Linked DNA regions of Homo sapiens: region 1 is linked to region 2. A link is a contact called in ENCODE Hi-C or POLR2A ChIA-PET data. All regions are on one chromosome and are shown on one strand. The core of a region is the stretch at or near the end of the contact, and the rest is flanking DNA. Distances in the headings are between cores, read along the strand shown. Region 1 holds the start of HDAC9-AS1 (HDAC9 antisense RNA 1). Region 2 has its middle 95 kb from the start of TWIST1.

Region 1 (5,843 bases), core at 1,142-3,641, 120 kb after region 2:
ACTTTATCATTACAGTGGCAACGCAGCACCCTGATCATCATAGATAATCTGTGAATTCTTTCACCTGGTAGCAGCATTTTTTTAAATCCTCCTTTTATAACATGGTTGGACTGGGAAGAAGAATGTATCTCTCATAATTATCTTCTACTTTTATTGTATGAATATGTAAAGCAGAAAACCTTACTATTTCAGTAAATTCATACTTGCCACTAAAGTAGAAAGTAAACTTTATCTACTTAAAAGAAATCGGGAAAATACATATTTTTAATCCAAGGAATGCTAAAGCTCGTACTTGTTCCAATTGTTGGGTGTTTGGGGAAGGACAGGAATTGTGTGTATTGTAATTATGACTATCGAAACTACAGACTTCCATCAGAATCTCTGTTCCCAATCGTAGCCAGCATTATTCTCATCCTAGATTTGTTGCCAGTTGTGTAAGGGTCATGTGGAGGTGAACAGAATATGAGGTATCTGGCTCCAATTCCATTTGGAACATTAAAGTGACTCCAGATTGATAAAATAGAGAGAGAGAACAGCATGCTTGACTACAAAGATCCTAAGCCAGAGTGAGCCAAATGGTACATTCTCGACTAACGGTGACTAACAATGAAAGAGAGAAGAGATCTTAGGAGTGGAATTGAAGCTTCATTTTATCAGGGCTTACTTTAGGATGTAGGTAGAATAAATGAGAATGTTTGTCAGAAAGATAGTGAGGAGTAAATGGGCGTAAATAGCTGACACAAAGATAAGAAAGCTGTCAACATTTTCTGCAAGGGTATGAAAATTCACCTTTTCAGGGTCACATGCTGGCTGCCAGTGAAACGATGGTAAAAAAGAGTTAAGGAAGCTAAAAACAGAAACTCTAGGGATGGCCTCAGAATGTGGAAGAGAGGAAATTCCACTGGATGTCTATTTGAAAGATTGACAAGAGGAAGGATATGTAATAAAGAAGTCAAAAAAGATGAAAATGGATTAAAACTTGAAAGGATTATTACCGATTCCCTGATTTTGGTCTAACACCATTGCTTAGGCGCCACACAAGTATTTTACGTAAACTATGAATAAAATGCAGTTGTCATCTATGTTTTACAAATGAGAAAACTGGGATTTAAAAAAATTAACAACTTGCCTAAAGTCATGTTATTGCTTAGAAGGGCCAAGTCAGGACCCAAATGCAGGTTTATTTAGTTCCACAGCCCTTGCTATAGTTAACCATCAGGCTGAAATTCCATCATTTCTCAAAGCACCTCCTTTCTCCTACTCTGATCAAACATGTATTCTCTGGCCTGAACATGTAAAATTGTTTTCAAATTGCTCATGCAAGAAAATTGCTGAATATATTTGTTCATATTCCCCTACATAACTGTGTATCATGCTTTATTATATCAGACTGACTAGCTCTGCACAATTGGTTTTGCTTACCCCTTAGCACAATGCCATATGTAAATAAATACTATTACTATAGATGATTATACTCATTAGAAAACACTCAAAGGAACGAGACTGCAGAGATTCCTGGAATCAGAAAATTTGTACATGTAAACTAGAGACATATTTCACTTATAAATAGTGTGAAATTTCTTTTTCCAAACTTTTCCATTCCTCAGATATTAAAATCAAAAGTGTTCCTTATTTGTTTATGTGCTAATTCAAATACGTAGCTAAATAATTATATTTTAGGAAATCCAACAAGATATCCTGAGGTAAGCATATTTTTATTTATTTCAGTGATGCAGTTCATTCAATCATTTCCCCCTGCCCTTGTCAATTGTTTCAGTTGCTCACAGGCAATTCTATTAGAAATAAAATATTGTTAGAGGGGGTTCTCAAAACTGCTTTATCTTCATTATATTGAAAATTCTATTCCAAACGAATCTTTGGGGAAATCTTTTTTACTCACATACTTTTCTTTCATAGTTTGGTTTCAAACACAGAGAGTTATTCCTGCCAAAGCCTCATTTTTCTCCTTCTTTTTTGGCTAAAAGCAATCTTCTGGAGCCTGTTCATTCCCCTACCCCTCCACAGATCTCACCATGATGACTCTCCTAAGGACACATTAGAGGGCTTTGCCCTAATCCATATTTTACTAAACAGCCCCAGGAGTGAGAAGAACCTTCACTAGGATTTGATTAAACAAATTCTTAAAGCCAATAAAACGTTTTCAAGTTGTAAGAGAAAGCAGCATTAGTGCATGTTCCCAAGCAGGGCAGACATTTCACTGTTGTCATCCTTAAGGAAGACAGTTTGGGATGCAGTACATTCTCCCTGAGACTCATTCCAGAGGCTTCAGCCTCCAGCAACAGTTGCCTGTGAGGGTAGCTTTATTGCATAGCACAATGCAGTTGTGACTGAAGCTGTTTCCAAACACTTTAGGGCAATTTCATGTGTAACTTTTCCTCTGCCACTTTACAGGGTTCCTGAAAGGGTAGAAGAAAATACAGTAGGTAAGGCCAGACAAAACTTGTGACTAAATTGAATCTGGCATAAAATAATAATATGACATACTCTTGGGACAAATAAAAAAGAAAGCTGCTTGTTAAATGCAGTAGATTAGAAATGTATATATGCAGATGTGAACATTTAAAAGATTAAAAATACTGGACTGATATATGGAAACAACTTTTATGATTAAATAAGATAAGTTATGAAAACAATCCTATTGGATGTTCAGGAAATGTTTAAAACGAACCAAGTGGGTTGAGATATAGTTGGTTCATGGCCATATTTATATGTGGTAAAATACCCATACTATACAATGAGGTTAAGTCTAGCAATTATGTGGTTAATTTGGTCACTCTCCATAATCATAGAGATTCATTTGTTGGGGGTGGGATCCCCTACAGGCATTGGATTCTCCCAGTTGACTGGTAATAATAACAAACAGGCTTACCAGAAACAAACAGTTGTAAAGTCTCCACTATATTACGTGTTCAATTGATGCAGTTGAAATATCAAACCTAGCTTTTCTTTTCCCTAATGTCAGCAATGCAGACAAATAACAGGCGTTTGGAAAAAAGAGGATTTTTTTTAACTCTGAGATATTTTAATTCTGTCCCAGCAGAGAGTCAAAGAATCACAGGAACAAAATATATTATTCATACAATTTTATATATATATATATGTATATGTATATATGTGTGTGTGTGTGTGTGTGTGTGTGTATATATATATATATGTATATATAGTATATATACAGAGAGAGAAAGAGAGTCTGATCTGTTGCAGTATTGGAGCCTTGGGAATAAAGTATCTTTTTGGGAATCTCTGTAGTATATTATTAGAAGATCATGATTAATGTCACAGGACTTAAGCAATCTTTGAAAAGAAGTCAAAATGTGCCACAAAAATTCACTTGATTGTGCCAGTGGGAATATTTCCTAACATAGTCCCAAACTTCAAAAACAGTATAAAGCATGCAAATGGAGTAAGGGGCGGGGTCCATCCATTTCTTCCCAAGTATATTTAATCTATTTAACAGAAAAATGTTGGGAAAGTTGTGGCTCTTATTAGCATGAGAAAAGGGCATCCAGTGGTATCTATACACTAGACTGTTCACATGTTGTTTTTCCCAGGGTAGGGGTGGTATTCGTACTTCTTATTGCTTTATGTCACCAGTCTGTAACCCAGATTGTAACTTTAAGATGTTATCTTCTGGCTGCTCAGATAAACAGCCCATTATGTTTTTATGGTGGGCAGTTCTGAATCCTCAGGGAATTAGAAGATATTGGCTAAAGTTTGTGGCTCCCTGCTAGACTATCAAGGGGTCCATGGGATCTTGTCCGGACTATGACTTTAAGCAAACACCTCTCTCATAATGGTATTCTCACACTGCCTTCTTGGCCATGGACTTCAAAAGCTGATTGCAGGGAGGGCCAGAAAGGCAATAACCCTTAATATAGCAGGACTAGCCTAGAGGGGACAGACAGGGCAAAGGTAAGGCGTCTCTGAGGTTGGCATTTGTGTGTTTAGCCACATGGGGTGATTAAGGGCCATCTGTTCTTCAGTGGGCTAAATCATCGTTTTCACAGCATCCCAGGATCAAGTACATTTCATGCTTAGAAAGCATGAAGAAGCACCCTAGAGTTTTCCCAGTCCTAATGAGACATATTTTAAATTTATTTATCTTTGATTTCTAAATAATGATAGTATGCATAGGTGCATTAGTGTGTGTGCACCTGTGTGCGCATGTATAGATTTGAGTTGTTTTTGTAGACTTGAAATTAAGAGTATCACAATTAAAGCAAAATTCTTGTATGTATTCATACATCTTTTGGACAGGGAAAAAAACCTCTGGAATGTTATGCTGATAGAAGTCTTTGTTTTGTTTTGAATATATCGTGTGACCAGTTCATTTTTTTTTAAATTAGAGAAACTCCTTGTTTGAAATCCATGTACAGAGAAATCTATCATCTTTCTGTGTGTGTATTATCAAGTCTTTCAAACAACACTTTATTTCAGAAAATGCACATTATCAATTTGTGAGAATAGAAATTTGAATTTTTCTGATAGTATTTCCACACTGAAGATAATTTTTTTATATTACAGGTCACAGATAGTATGAAGCTTGTTAAAAGTTAGATGTGATTAGTGTGGATATCCATCTTTATCCATACTACTAGGGCTATATAACCCTAGTTATATAACAAATTACACTGATAATTTGTTAAATAACAAATTACATTGAATAGTTCAAGGCTTATAGATTTTTAAAGACTGTATCATTAACTCACTGTATTCACATTATTTATAAGGTAAGCTAACCACCATGTCTTCCAAAGAAATAATTAATATACTATTAATTTTAACTGGACTAAACCAAATGATTAAAATCTGTAGATTCTGAATCTATAAAATTTTTGAAGTACGATCTATTTAATTGTTACATAGTTGAAACTTACTATTGGCAATCGACAGTCTTCCATCATGTCAACATCTTTAACATGATCTAGCCTAGGTTGTCAGATTCTTCATCAATCTCAGAAAAGATAATAAAAAAGAAGACATCAAGTTCATGTTTGGCTATAGGGAGAGCAAGTAACTTTCAGGGAAAAAAAAAATTATACCAGTACATCAGGTGAGTAAACTCAGTCCTACTAATTACTAGTTACCACATAGGAGCTCACTTCAAATCTAAGCACTACAAGAAAAGTGTCCTCTATTGACAAGACACCCAAACAGCATTTTTATTAATAGGGACGACAGTCTAGCTGTCATCCAAAAGTTATGTTTTCAATCAGCCAAACCATAGCAAATATATCCTAACATTAAAACATGTTTTTTCATTAATAACAGTTTGCTTAGTGGAGATTCCAAAACCTAAGCCATACTTTGGAAACTTTCCCTATGCAATAACTTCCTAACTCAGCAATCTTCATACTTTTTGGTAGCATAAGCGTAACAGAATTTGAAAAACTATATACCTTCTTTCGTCTTTTAAGGGGATGTCTAATATTTTTATGAGTTAGTATTTCTTAAAGGATATACTTTTAAGCATATTGTGTAAGTGATTTAAAAACATTTCCTCAAAATATTGGACCTCTGGATTTAGCTGATTCAATTTATGGAAAATGTCCACTATGCAATCAGATAGACAATACCAGTCTTCCTTGTCACACCAATCAACTAAATCAGACTCACTTATAAAAAAAAAGTCTTATCCTTTTTTTCCATTCAAATGTTGTAAATGTGAATTCCAACATAAGCAGACTGATGATCAATGGATAGATAAGTAAGTAGATATATATACAGTAAACACCCTTTCTCTGAGTACATACCCTTTCTCTGAGTTTGTAACTTAGATAAAATGAGATACTGCCTCTCTCAATATTTCTTTATAAAACTCA
Region 2 (6,280 bases), core at 3,473-5,972:
TAACATCAGTTCTCACAACCAGGGCTAGACTGACATTGTAGGCATCCTAAATTGATTATTGAGGGCCACTTCATGCTGATTTAAAGTATTAAACTGTTTAATTTGATTTATTTAATTTAGTATTTTTGGTTTTATTTAATATTTTGATTCAAATATTTTGAATATTTCCTTAGGAGAGTTTAAGGTAAACCAACTTTCTATTAATTTTGTTCTCATAATTGGAAATATAATACTTGGACAGAATGCAGTACAACATTTTAAATTATTTGAGATTGTATTTATTGCAAAAATTTTCCATTACTGATTATCATATAGCATCAGTCACTCACACTTACTGAAGATAGAGATCATGTTTTAATGTTCTTTCCCACCATCTTGCCACTTCTCCACCCCAAATTTTTTTTTTTTTTTTTGAGACAGAGTCTCGCTCTGTCACCCAGGCTGGAGTGCAGTGGCATAATCTCCGCTCACTGCAAGCTCCACCTCCCAGGTTCACGTCATTCTCCTGCCTCAGCCTCCCCAGTAGCTGGGACTACAGGCACCCACCACCATGCCCAGCTAATTTTTTGTATTTTTAGTAGAGATGGGGTTTCACTGTGTTAGCCAGGATGGTCTCGATCTCCTGACCTCATGATCCGCCCCCATCGGCCTCCCAAAGTGCTGGGATTACAGGCATGAACCACTGCACCCAGGCTCTCCACCCCAAATTTCAACATATTATTCCATTTTTTGTCTTCATTTTTTTGTGTGTGATTTTCAGAACTAAATAACTTCTTTGGATACCAAGTAAATGGTTTCTATTTATAGATAGAACTTTACATCACCTGTTCTGGTAATCTGCCCTGTGGCTGCCAACTTCAGGCAAGTGTGGCTTTGTAGGTCCCAGGGATCGAGCCCTGCAGTTGCACCACATAACCTACACATGTCTGTGACAAAACTTTTCAATAAAGTCAGGCTAGTCCAGATGATGACTGTGTTTTATTTCCACTCTGGGGTGCTATCTTTTTCAGGGAAATCAGGGCTAATTGACCTTTTGCCAGTTATATAAAAAGTCTCATGTGGAAACCTGAGTTAGCTGGCCCCGTTTTCCAATGATATTTTAGTACATTTTACAGTTGGCTTCCAAGGCAGCAACACAGTTAGACTTACCCCACAGACATAGCATGATTCAGCTCACAACAATCATAGTTATCAAGTTAACATTCCGAATAGTACTTCCTTCTGAAGGCAAGAAAACTCCGCTGTGGCAACTGCCGAGTGCAGAAGCTATTTGTTAATGATGCCCAAGCTAATAGGCTATGGTATTATATCTGTCATATACTAATCAGCAGAGGCTTCACAATTTCTTAGAGCCTTGAAAAATAAGACTATTTCTTTTCAGTCTGGTCAGATTTTAATGAAACCAGTCAATAATCCACATACTTTTTTTTCCTATGTGAATAGATGAATATAAAGAAAGTTTTTTTTCTACAAAAAATTTTTGTCGGTGTAGATGAACAGGAAAGACAGAGATTCCAGTTTCTACTTGAAGCAAAATTGTTAATCATAGTAAAGGGCAATGTGTAACTCTTCCTTTTGAAGATTTTCCTACAGTATCAGTGTAAAGTAGTTCGTACTTAGCTCCTGAAGCACTTTCCTGCTTTCCCGGTGAGATGCTTTTCTTTGAAATGTTCAGTTATCTCTACCATCCACGTTCTGCTTTTACTTACTGCTCTGTGGATAAATGCGTTTTAATCTAATGCATGGCCTTTCCTAACAGTATTTGTAGTTCTCCTTGTAAAGTTAATGACTTTCCTAATGGTAAATACATGTTTGCTGTACGATAAAGCGGGAGATCCATCAGGGCAGAGAGCTGAATGGCCCTGATGATCTAGTGTAGGAATTGCTTTGGCACACACAGTCCTATGTAACAGTTTATCAGATGTGCCTAGCACATTTTCACAGTAACCTCCAGGGGGGACATTGGGTCAGCTAATCAAAGTCCCACATTTGTTCCCTGACCTGTGAAGTGAGGGCTATTATGGTGGGAAAAGGCAAGGGGGAGCCGCTAGAACTGTGTCTACCTAGGAAGATAGTAAACTAAGAGCAATGCCACATTCCTGGGGCATTATAGAAATTGGTACCACCATGAAGGACTTGAAAGATGCAGAGGTGGTGATTCCCCCTGCATCCCCTTTCAATTCACCTCTTTGGCCTGTGCAAAGCACAAATGGATGTTAGAGACTGATAGTACCATCAGCTCGACCAGGTGGTAACTCCAATTGCAGCTGCTGAAACATATGGTTTCATTGCTTGTGGAAACTGATACATCAATTTATACCTGGTATGCAGCTATTGATGTGGCAAATGCCTTATAAGAATAATCAGGAGTTTTCTTCTAGCTGACCAGCAATAAACCTTCACTGTCATACCTCAGGGATATATTAACTCTCTAGCCCTATGTTATAATTTAGATTGTAGGGGTTTTGACTGCTTTTTCCTTCTACATCACACTGGTCCATTATATTTATGTAATAACATTATGCTGATTGGAACTAGTGAGAAATATATAACAACTACTCTACACTTATTGGTAAGAAATTTGTGTGTCAGAGAGTGGCAAATAAATTTGACAAAAATTCAAGAGGCAGGGAAATTCTGAGGGTCCAGTGGTGTGGGGCATGTGGAGATATCCCCTCTAAGGTCAAGGATAATTTGTTCTTATCCTTATCATATCCTGGCCTTATCTTATCCTGGCCTCTCCTGCAACCAAAAAGGAGGCACAATGCCTAGTGGCCCTTTTTTGATTTTAGAGGAATATATTTCTCATTTGGGTGTGAAACTCTGACCTATTTACCCAATAACCTCAATAGCTGCTGGTTTTGAGCTGGGGCCAGAACAAGAGAAGGCTCTACAGCAGGTCCAGGTTGCTATGCAGGCTGCTCTGCCACTTGGGCTATAAGATCCAACAGATCCAATGGTACTCACAGTACCAGTAGCAGACAGGGATTTTGTTTGGAGTATTTGGAAGACCCCTACAGGTTAATTTTCGTGCAGGCCCTTAGGATTTTGAAGCCGTGCTCAGCCATCCTCTGCAGATAACTACACTCCTTTTGAGAAATAGCTCTTGGACTGCTACTGGGCCTTCGTACAGACTGACCACTTAACCATGGATCACCAAGTTACCATGTGCCCTACCTGAACAGCTCATTATGAACTGGATGTTATCTGGCTTGCCAAGCCATCAAGTTGAGTATGCACAGCACACCTCATTATCAAACGGAAGTGATATTTATATGATTAGGCTTGAGTAGACCCTGAAGGCACAGTAATTTACAGGAAGAAGTGATTCCAATGTCCGTGTTCCCCACTCCTACTACACTGTCTTCTCGCTCAGCTTGCACCCATGGCCTCAAGGAGCGTCCTCTGCAATTGACAGAGGAAGAGAGAGTTTGGGCTTAGTTAACAGATGGTTCTGCATGATAGGCAGGCACCAACGAAAGGCAGTTGCATTACAGCCTCTTACTGGGACATACTTGGAACATAATGGGGGAGTGAAATTCTTCTAGTGGGCAAAACTTCAAGCAGGGAACCTGGTTGTTTACTTTGCTTGGAAGGATAAATGACCAGACATATGATTATATAGCAATTCATAGGCTGTAGCCAATAGCCATGATGATCAGGCAACTGGAAAAAACATGGTTAGAAAATTGGTGACAAGGAAATTCGGGGAAGAGATATAGATAAACCTCTCTGAATGGGCAAAAACTGTCAAGATATTTGTATTCCATGTGAATGCCTACCAAAGGGTGACTTCAGCCAAGGGAGATTTGAATAATCAAGGGTACAGAATGACTTGTTCTATAGATACCAGTCAGCCTCTTTCCCCAGCTACTCTTCTTATCACCCAGTGGGCTTCTGAGCAAAGTGACCATGGTGGTGAGAATGGAAGTTATGCATGAGCTCAGCAAAATGGGCTTCCACTCTTCAAGGGTGCCTGGCCACCTCCACTGTTGAATGCCCAATCTGTCGTCAGTGGAGGCCAATGCTGAATTCTCTATGCAACCATTTTCTGGTGGAAGGTTGATTCCACTGAGCTACTTCCATCATAGAAGGGGCAGCATTTTATTCTTACCGGAATAGACGCTCTGGACATAGATTTGCCTTCCTGTCATGCAGTGCTTTTGGCAAAACTCTCTTCTGTGGATTTACAGAATGCCTTGTGCAGCAAAGGGCCCATGCTCGTGAAATTCACTGGTCTTACCAGGTTTATTCTTATCCTGAAGCAAATGCTTGATAGAAAAGTGGAACGGCCTTTAGGAGACTCTCTTACAGTAACAGTTATGTGGCAATACCTTGCAGGGCTGGAACAAGGTTCTACATAGGATTATACGTTCTGCATCAATGTCCAATAGAGGAGTTATTTCTCCATAGCCAGGACTTACAGGTCTAGGAATCAAGGGTGGAAATGGGAATGGCACCACTCAAAATTATCCTTAGTGACTGACCAGCAAACTTTGTTTCTGTTTCCCTTGGTCTTATGCTCTGCTGGCCTAGAGGTTTTATTCCCAAAAGAAAGAATGCTTCCATCAGAAGACATAATAATGATTCCATTGAACTGGAAATTAAGATGGTTACCTGACCAATTTGGGATTCTTATGCTTCTGAATCACCAGGAATGAAGAGAATCACTTTGCTGGCTAGGGTGACTAATCCTGAATATCAAGGGAAAGTTGGAGTACTACTCCACAATGGAGGTAAGAACGAGTATGTCTGGAATACAAAAGAATTCATAGGGAGTCTCTTAGTATTACCAAGCCCTGTGATTAAGATCGATGGGAAACTATAGCAATCCAGGCAGAAGATTTGGATCACTTCATCAGGTAAAGAATTATGACCAGCTGAGACTCTTGCTGAAGGCAAGGGAATGCAGAATGGATAGTAGAAGGTAGTTATAAACACCAGCTATGACTACAGAACCAGTTACAGAAATGAGGACTGTAAATGTCATAAATATTTCCTCCTTATTTTGTTATAAATATGCTTAGGGCATGTGTGTGTATCTATCTATCTATCTATCTGTCTGTCTGTCTGTCTGTCTGTCTATGTATCTATCTCTATCAATACCTCAAATATATTTTTCTTCCCTCTCTTATTCATTTGTCATATAACATAAGATACATTGACTTTATATCATAGTACAGCAGGTTGTAAAATGAAGTCATTTTGTTAAACATTGTTTTGTTACAATGTTAATGAGAAAAGAAATAAAATCCCAGCAGGGGCCACTGTCTGTGTGGAGTTCTCAAGATTTCCCCTTGTCTGCATTGAGTTTTCTCTGGAGACTCTGGTTTCCTGCCACATCCCAAAGATGTGCATATTAGGTTAATAGGTGTGTTCAAATTGTTCCAGTATGAGTGAGTGCGGGTGTGTGTGTGAGTGTACCTTGTGATGAAATGACATCCTGTTCAGTGTTGGTTACTGCTTTGTTCTTTGAGCTGCCAGATTAGGCTCCAGCCACCCACAACCCTGAACTGGAATATGCAAATTAGAAAGTGAATGAACACACGAATATAAATTATTGTAAAATAAACATTTATAATGTATATGATAATCATACTAATGCATGACAATAAATGATGTGGCACTTAGGCATGCAGTGACTTTGCCGTATTTGCTCTTATTGGTTTTTAAACTTTATGGTGGGAGGAGATGCTCCTTATAATTTTCACTTCATAGACACTTATTCCTTCGTTTAAGCCACCATCACTATGGCCACCATCACTCATGGATTCACCAAAAATTGGAAAAAATAATTATCTTACTTATTTTTTAATATTAATCTTTCTTAAATGTATGATAGCTCACATTTATTTCAGTGTTTAAGATTAAAAGTTTTTGGGGTCTTAGAAATTTGATGATGTTTTTGTAATCAGAAATTTGCCATAGGAACTTAACTCTTGTTTATATTAATAGCAATTAGCCTATGTAAAACTGGTTTTATTATACATCATTTTGCTTACTCACAGTCTCCAAGAACCTATGGACAATGTTTAGTGAGGACATATTATGTGTTAACTTTACATCATAGTATTTAACATATGGGATATGAAGGAGAAGAGTAGACATCACTCAAGAACTTTACCTCCTCTTTAGGGGAAGAGGTAGTGCTTTTTTAGTGATATGCAGAATACTTGTATCATGTCAGGTGGATATGGGAGATTAGATTTGCTTTAAGGAGATGGGTATAGACTCTAAATTGACAAGGGGTGTACTTATGAGGGTTAATTTTATGTGTCTA

The links. Hi-C counts contacts between places; a loop is a spot of excess contacts on that map. ChIA-PET counts read pairs that join two places held with the same protein, here RNA polymerase II (POLR2A). Pooled maps may share reads with other maps.
Region 1: a loop to region 2 is called in a map of PC-3, with 2.9 times the contacts of the local background. The contact joins the promoter of HDAC9-AS1 here to the enhancer-like site in region 2. A Hi-C loop is called at or near these places in 3 of 168 maps with a recorded cell type or tissue (PC-3, mammary epithelial cell and ovary) and 2 of 50 pooled maps. POLR2A ChIA-PET finds 5 or more read pairs at or near these places in 2 of 52 experiments (BJ and H1).

What each region holds. Positions count from the first base shown.
Region 1 is chr7:18,898,540-18,904,382 of GRCh38, reverse strand. HDAC9-AS1 (HDAC9 antisense RNA 1) reads left to right here and starts at 2,391. Exons shown (of 3, transcript XR_927081.3): 1 at 2,391-2,444. All of the region lies in intron 22 of HDAC9 (histone deacetylase 9), which reads right to left.
Region 2 is chr7:19,019,358-19,025,637 of GRCh38, reverse strand. No RefSeq gene overlaps it. Among named protein-coding and RNA genes, the nearest start is that of TWIST1, 95 kb to the left of the region's middle. Within about 2 kb of position 4,722, at least 2 of the 41 ENCODE cell types and tissues checked have a DNase peak (open chromatin) inside an H3K27ac peak, as active enhancers do; they include PC-3 and mammary epithelial cell, where a contact is called at or near this core.